Linked DNA regions of Homo sapiens: region 2 is linked to region 1. A link is a contact called in ENCODE Hi-C or POLR2A ChIA-PET data. All regions are on one chromosome and are shown on one strand. Each heading gives the region's core, a stretch centred on a gene start or an enhancer-like site at or near the end of the contact. The rest is flanking DNA. Distances are from core to core; before and after follow the strand shown. Region 1 overlaps WWTR1 (WW domain containing transcription regulator 1). Region 2 overlaps WWTR1 (WW domain containing transcription regulator 1).

The links. A loop is a pair of places that touch in the nucleus more often than their neighbours do. ChIA-PET counts read pairs that join two places held with the same protein, here RNA polymerase II (POLR2A). Pooled maps may share reads with other maps.
Region 2: a loop to region 1 is called in a map of endothelial cell of hepatic sinusoid, with 3 times the contacts of the local background. The contact joins two enhancer-like sites. A Hi-C loop is called at or near these places in 2 of 168 maps with a recorded cell type or tissue (endothelial cell of hepatic sinusoid and endothelial cell of umbilical vein) and 4 of 50 pooled maps. POLR2A ChIA-PET finds 5 or more read pairs at or near these places in 2 of 52 experiments (AG04450 and BJ).

Annotation. Positions count from the first base shown.
Region 1 is chr3:149,619,584-149,623,356 of GRCh38, reverse strand. The region is part of intron 2 of WWTR1 (WW domain containing transcription regulator 1); the gene reads left to right. Among named protein-coding and RNA genes, the nearest start is that of WWTR1-IT1, 31 kb to the left of the region's middle. Within about 2 kb of position 1,961, at least 5 of the 41 ENCODE cell types and tissues checked have a DNase peak (open chromatin) inside an H3K27ac peak, as active enhancers do; they include endothelial cell of umbilical vein, where a contact is called at or near this core.
Region 2 is chr3:149,531,326-149,534,808 of GRCh38, reverse strand. All of the region lies in intron 4 of WWTR1 (WW domain containing transcription regulator 1), which reads left to right. Among named protein-coding and RNA genes, the nearest start is that of TM4SF4, 58 kb to the right of the region's middle. Within about 2 kb of position 1,847, at least 3 of the 41 ENCODE cell types and tissues checked have a DNase peak (open chromatin) inside an H3K27ac peak, as active enhancers do; they include endothelial cell of umbilical vein, where a contact is called at or near this core.

The DNA.
Region 1 (3,773 bases), core at 712-3,211:
AGTTTTGCTCTTGTTGCCCAGGCTGGAGTGCAGTGGCACAATCTCGGCTCACTGCAACCTCCACTTCCCAGGTTCAAGTGATTCTCCTGCCTCAGCCTCCTGAGTAGCTGGGATTACAGGCGTGCACCACAACACTCAAATAATTTTGTATTTTTTTGGTAGAGACAGGGTTTCACCATGTTGGTCAGGCTGGTCTCAAACTCTTGACCTCAAGTGATCCACCCACCTCGGCCTCCCAAAGTGCTGGGATTACAGGCATAAGCCACCGTGCCCAGCTGATAAACATTCTCAAAGATTTTTAAGATGCATCCTGAGTGCTTCATTAGAATTTGTTCTTAGCAATGGAATTACTGAATCCAAGGCTATTATTGCCATAAATTTCGATGGGGATAGTAAGGAAAGAATAATGATAAACTCAGACCCACTTTAGTGGGTTACTGAATCGAGCACATTATTATTATTATTTTGAGACAAGGTCTCACTCTGTCACCCAGACTGGAGCGCAGTGGTGTGATGTGAGCTTACTGCAGCCTCTGCCTCTCGGGCTCAAGTGATCCTTCTCCCTCAGCCTCCCGAGTAGCTGGGACTACAGGCATGCACCACTGTGCCTGGCTGATTTTCTGTATTTTTGGTGGAGATAGTTTTGGTTTGGTTTTGGTTTTGGTTTGGTTTGGTTTTGGTTTTCGCCATGTTGTCCAGGCTGGTCTTGAACTCCTGAGCTCAAGAGATCTGCCCAGCTCAGCCTCTCAAAATGTTGGGATTACAGGCGTGAGCCACTGCGCCTGGACGCACGCTCACTTGCTTGCTTTCTTTTTCTTTCTTTCTTTCTTTCTTTCTTTCTTTCTTTCTTTCTTCCTTCCTTCCTTCCTTCCTTCCTTCCTTCCTTCCTTCCTTCCTTCCTTCCTTTCTTTCTTTCTGGGAAAATATGGTTTGGTTGTAAGTACAAAAAGATAATTATCATTGTTATATGTTATTTGTATTATATTATTGGTATAAATTTAATGTCTCTAATAAATTACTTTGACAATTGGTCATTCATATTTTCATGGTTTTTGAAAACAAAGTGTATCTTTCAAATAACAACAACTTGATAGAAAAGATCATTGCACCTGGGAGAATAATAACAACATCCCAAATTTGCTTTAAGGTTATACCTGAAATGTCATTGTCAGAGAAACAACTCATAAGTCTGGGTTAAAACAAGCCTCTTGCTGATTTTGAGGTGATCAAATTTATCATAATAAAAAAATAGTTATTACCAATCATGTCATAAGACTGGGGGGCATGCAGTGAGCAGAAGCAGATAGGTTGTGCAGGAGGAGGGTGTGGGATATGGATTCATAATCTCTACCAAAATATTTTTTAGATAAAGGTGAGTGAGTGAGAGTTGAAATAAAGATAAGGAAAGTTCAATGATTGATTAAGGCATTTTGACTCTTTGGGTCCCAGAGCAGACATCCTTATGGTGGCAAAGAAAAACCACGTAACTAATTCGGAAATTGTGCCAACAACATGTTGAAACAGTAGTAGAGAAATTCAAAGTTTAATGTTAGGTCACTGGTCCATCGTCCATGTACAACTTTGAGAACACCTGTAATGCATTACATCAGACATTAAAACATATGTAGTTATTTAAAAACTGATCTGTAATATAACTGGGCATAGACCATATTAGTATGATTTCTGTCTTCTGAGTGAATGTTTTATTTGGACTTCTTCCTCTCTTTAGATTTTTGCTCTTCCTGTATTTTTTCTTTCTATCATCTTTAGCAAAAGATTGCTAGTGAAAGGAGTTGCACCTGGTTACCTTGATTAACACATCAAGAGCTCTGGAAAATCTGGTTGCTGGTCTCCAAATAGTCCTGACCATGGGAATATACAACAAGCTACTGTGGTGCAGCGGTCTCTTGCTCTCGGGGCCTTATTTATTACAGCACTTGCTGCTAGCATTAGTCACTTCTGTTTGGGCACTGTGGTTTTCTGCTTCCTTCCAATAACATTACTTGAGTTAAAAAAAAAATTACAGAAATGTAGTTTCACAAAGACTTCTGTGATTAGAATTACTGTCTGGAATTTTTAAAAGCAGACAGCAAAGAAGCAAATTTAAGAAACTTGAAAAGTTTAAAAACAAGGACTGTTTCTTTATAAGGGAGGCCTAAAAACTGTTGGGTTCATATTTTTTGCCCTTTTAAATGCCATATTTAGTATACTTCAAAACAGTTTAAGCAAAGCAAAAGCTGAGGTAGAAAAAGCATGTTATTCTGTGACATTTTCAGGACCCTAAAGTAAGAACGGCAGCACATTTGTTTTCAGGAACCTGTGGTTCATTCAGCAAAATTAATTCCAATACAGAATTGTTCCTATCAAGGGTGACATGGATTCTTTTATGATGCTCCAGATTTCTGGTAGTTTGTTTGCATTCTCTCCACTTGTGTCATTCTGAGAAAAGAGAATAGTCATAGGACACTACAGTTGAAAAGCTTGAGATTCTTGTGTAAAGGCTGATGTGTGTGGTCTCCTAGCTCTGCATCCTAGAGGTGTGGTTTATTCCCCCATGTGGGGCAGATGCAATTGTAACTTTTTGCAATGGAAATGCTGTTAGTTTCCAGACAGATGGGATGTGAGCTGGAACTTGAGGACCTAGATAGATAAATAGGACCTAGATAAAAATGATCTAGGCATTTGTGTTGGCTGCTATAAAAACATCCTCTGTCATGTGGAGTAGATAAGATACTCTATGTTGTTTTAAAGAAGTCTTTTACAAAGAAGATGAGTGTGTGTGTGTGGGGGGGAGCGGTGGAGGAGGGGTGCAGAAGAACATATGAGATCCAGCTCCCCAGAGGATCTTCCTTAAGGCACTTGGAACTAAGTTTGAAGGCACTGCCCACAAATTCTCTCCTTCATCAAGACTTGTCAATCCAGCTAAGCTCTGTGGTCACACCTACTGTCATCTTAGAAGATGAATTCTGTGGTTGCCTCAATTTAATGGCTGACCAAAGAGGTTCCAAAAAGATCCAGTTAGATCCTCAGGTCTCATATCATGGAGGTTGGGGTGTCCATGACCTCTGTTTATGCTCTGTGTGCCACGCTTCCCTTTATGGGTTCTTTATCTAAAAAATAAAGAAACTGAGTTGTCTGAAACCCTCTTTGGAGGAGGCAATCTGGTGTAGTGGTTAAGAATATGGATTCTGTAGTCAGAATGTTTGGGTTTTGCAACATCTCTAAACTGAGATGATACGAAAACACCTACCCAACAAAGCTGTTTCTAGGATTTAAGAAAGCGTTTTTCTATAAGAGTGCTATAAGATGGAGCCCAGGACCAAAATACATCAAAGCGTGTAGATGTTAAATGGAGCTAAGTCCCAAATTGGGTGACTAAAGGAAGGTGTAATGATGGAATCCTGGGTGCTTCTAATGGACCACCAATTTGGAAAACAAAATTTAGAAATCGATCTGTGAGATCCTGAGAGAACGAGACCATTGATATAATATGATCTCCAGTTTCAGCCTGTGCGAGGATTAACCAGCAACCCAAGAAGGCAATATTACTGGGGCCACCACATTTTTGGGCAAGAAAGGTAAACTGTGTCCCTTGGCAGTCAGTTCAAGCCTAAACCTAAAGTAGTAGGCTTGAACAAAATTACCTTTGTTGTGCTCTAATAAAAATAAACAGAGTGTGGAGATTGAAGAAATCATCAACCAGTGCTATATACCTGTTTGTTTGTTTGTTTTTGGTGACAGGATCTTACTCTGTCACCCAGGCTGGAATACAG
Region 2 (3,483 bases), core at 598-3,097, 88 kb after region 1:
TAATTACTCACTTCAGAGAGCTAGATAGTTGACCACAAACTCACCAAGAGATTCTTGAGCCCTTATTTTGCAAGTCTTTCCACCCCAAGCTTGGACATAGACAAAAATAAATTTGTTGGAGGAGGGTTGGGTCAGGGTCAGCAGGGAGAGCTTTCCTTCTGAAAAGTGCCCTTGAAATTGGAACTTGTAACTTTGCTTGATGGGTTGTGAATTCCTAGGACATGAGCTCCACTCATATACGTTGAAAACTATCATTGAATACATCCAGTTCATTCTGTTGCCCTGTTCAGGGAGGAAAACTATGTTCAGGAAAGTTAAATCGGCTGTTTCATTAAATTTCCTCTGAACTGTCTGAGGTAGAGGGGTTGGTCTTTCTATTTTATTGCTGGGAAAACAGGCTCGGAAAAGTGAAGTAACTTGCCCAGTTCTCACAGCCAGCAGGTGAAAGGGTTGACAATTTGAGGTCTGTCAACCTCAACCCTCAACTTTTCTTTCTCTGCCACACTGAGACTTTGCCACACTCTTAACTCTGAGCCTCAGTTTCCTCATCTGTAAAATGGAGACAATTGGGTTGTCACGAGGAAGAGATGAAATAACACGTTTTTCTTTTCTTTTCTTTTCTTTTTCTTTCTTTTTTTTTAGACAGAGTCTCATTCTGTTACCCACACTGGAGTGCAGTGGCACTATCTTGGCTCACTGCAACCTCCGCCTCCTGGGTTCAAGCAATTCTCCTGCCTCAGCCTCCCAAGTAGCTGGGACTACAGGCACATGCCACCATGCCCGGCTAATTTTTTTGTATCTTTAGTAGAAACAAGGTTTCACCATGTTAGCCAGGATGGGAAATAACATGTTAAAGGGCTTAGAACAGTGTTTCACACACAGTAAGCAATATGCAATTTTTAGCTAGTATCTCTGCCTCCCACACCATTTAACACTATCAGCAGCTTGTTCTGTTAACTGCGTCAATGTGCCAGGTCCATTATAAGTACGCTTTCTAATCTTTATAGCATCCCAGCAAGATCAGTCTTATAAACCACCTTTTTTTTTTCAGGTGAACAAACTGTCAAGAAAGGTTAAGAATTTAGTTCAAGATGCCACAACATGTAGTAACTGAACTGGGATTTGAACTCCAATCTTTCTGGTTCCAAAGACAGTTTTGCTCTTGTGCCATGCTGCCTTTTCGGTGCCAAGCTCTGGACCCCAACTTAAACCCCAACTACTGTTTCAGAAATCCGGTGGCTAATAGCCTGGAGAATTGAGAAGAAGGCAGTTCCTGCCCTGAACTGATAAGTAACTAGAAAGCCCTTCATCGTATCTGCCTCAAATCTAGGCTAGAAGAGATCTTCCTTCTTTCCTGTGACAGTTCATTAATAATTTGAGAGCCACTGTGTGCCCTTCTAGTCTTCCCCTGTGGTTAAATAGCCCCACTCTTCTTCATAGGATGTGATGCCCTGACCCCTCTCTATCCTGATTGGTCTCTGGTCACTCTTTGAAAAGATTTCAGTAAGATAAAGTGTTGGGTAGGGACCTGGATGCAGCCTTGCACTTGAAGGTTGATTGGAGGAAGAGGTCAGTTGGACTAGCTAGAGAAGCAATGATGACCTGCTTCTTGAGACAGAAAGCAGGTTTTGAGCTTGGTCTAGGAAACTGAAGGTTTGTTTGGAGGGCAGGGTGGACACAGAGGGGACCCTGGAAGGGATCTGTGAATATACATGTTTAACTGGAGCACAGTGGGAAATGAGTGACAAGCCAGCTTAGCGTTTGTTTTCCTGCCTCGACTAGAGGGAGCAGAGGAAGGAAGGGGTGCTGAGTGAAGGCAGCTGCACCACCGATGCTCAGCGGCAGAGGCCTTGAGTTATGCCCTCAGCCAGCCTTGACCAACTGTCACCCCTCTGTTTCCATGGAAGCTTACTTCATCCAGTGCCTGTCTTTGTCTTTGCTTCAGCTGCTTTAGTTTCATCCATTTTGACTGCTGCTGTTTGGTCTAAGTCAGACGTTTGCCTTTCATTTTTACCCACGCAAGGGTAGTGGATGTCATGTGGCAGTCCAAATCCTACTGGGTCTGGGCTTTAATTTTATACCTAAATTTAGTTTAAAACAAAACCCTCCCCTGTTTGGATGGCAACATGTTGGTGAGGTTAGCCCTTTTATTTTCAGACCTCGGGTTTTGTACAGTTTCTTTTTCTCTTTCAGTTCATGAGTTGGAATAGGGAAGTATTTTCATTCAAAAAAAGGCTAGAATTTTTAAAGTTCTAAATATAGAACTCGTATTATAAAATTTAAGTGAAGTAAAACATCTCACTACTTTCCATTTATATTCGAACAAATTTTATGTTATATAAAAATGGTTTATAAACCTCTCCTTGTTTAAAAAAAATTGTTTTCTTAGCCTTGGTGACCATTATGATGAATTTCACACTTTGGTTTAATCCCTCCAAGGTGAAAGTTGACCAGGAAGAAACCTCTCACCACTTAAAGTGGATCAGTTCCACATGACAGTGTGACTTTTAAAATTGTTTATTTTGTTTTTTTTGAGATTGGAATTCAGAAAATGAAATAATAATAATTCCTTCAGTATTTATTATGTGATCTTGAGTGCCTGGCACTGTTCTAAGCACCTTGTAGTGTTATCCCGTTTTATCATCACAGCAGCCTTCTTGGGTGGGTGCTCTTATTATCCCCACTTTACAAATGAAGAACAGAGGGTTAAATAACTTTCTGTTAGATAGCAGGACCAGGTTTCCAATTCAAGCATCTAGCTCCTGGCCACTCGGCCCTCCTGTTCATCCTATGTGAGGAGCAGGAAAGAGTGCAGCAGGACCATTTCTTGAGGATGGAGCCTGCACCTGGCTAGTTGGGTTGTATACAATAGGCTATTATTTCTCTCATATTTGTGGCTGAGGTGAGATTGCATGTTCTTAGTTTATATTTCCAAGTACCCACTGTATGCCTAGCACTGTTAAGGTAGTTGGGTACAGGAGTGAACATGACAAACAAGGCCCCTTCCCTCGTGGAGCTTACATTCTAGTAGGAAAGACAGAGAATGAAAACTTAAGTTGCACTGAAGAAAATTAATGCAGATTAAGAGACAGAAAATGACAGGGGTGAGGCCATTTTAGACAGGGGTGAGGTAGGAGCATCTCTGAAGAGATGGCGTCTGTAGGAGGCAGGCGTTAAGTGAGGGAATAAGCTTTAGGAAGACTCGAGGAACACCTTGCAAGCAGATAGAACAGTTGGCGCAGGTGCAGGAGGTGGGAGGAGCAGCAGAGAAACCAGGAGACTGGAAGGGGGTGAAGGAGGGGAGCACATCAGAGACATGGGAGGAAAGGGTGGCCAGGGCTGTTATGCAGGGTGTGGTGGTCTGCAGTGAGGACCTGCCTCTATTTACCATCCAGGTGGAACAAGAAGCAGGTCGCTTTAGAGCAGGGGGTCACGTGAGCTTCACTTTGGCTGCTATGTGGAATAACTTGTGACCTAAGAATG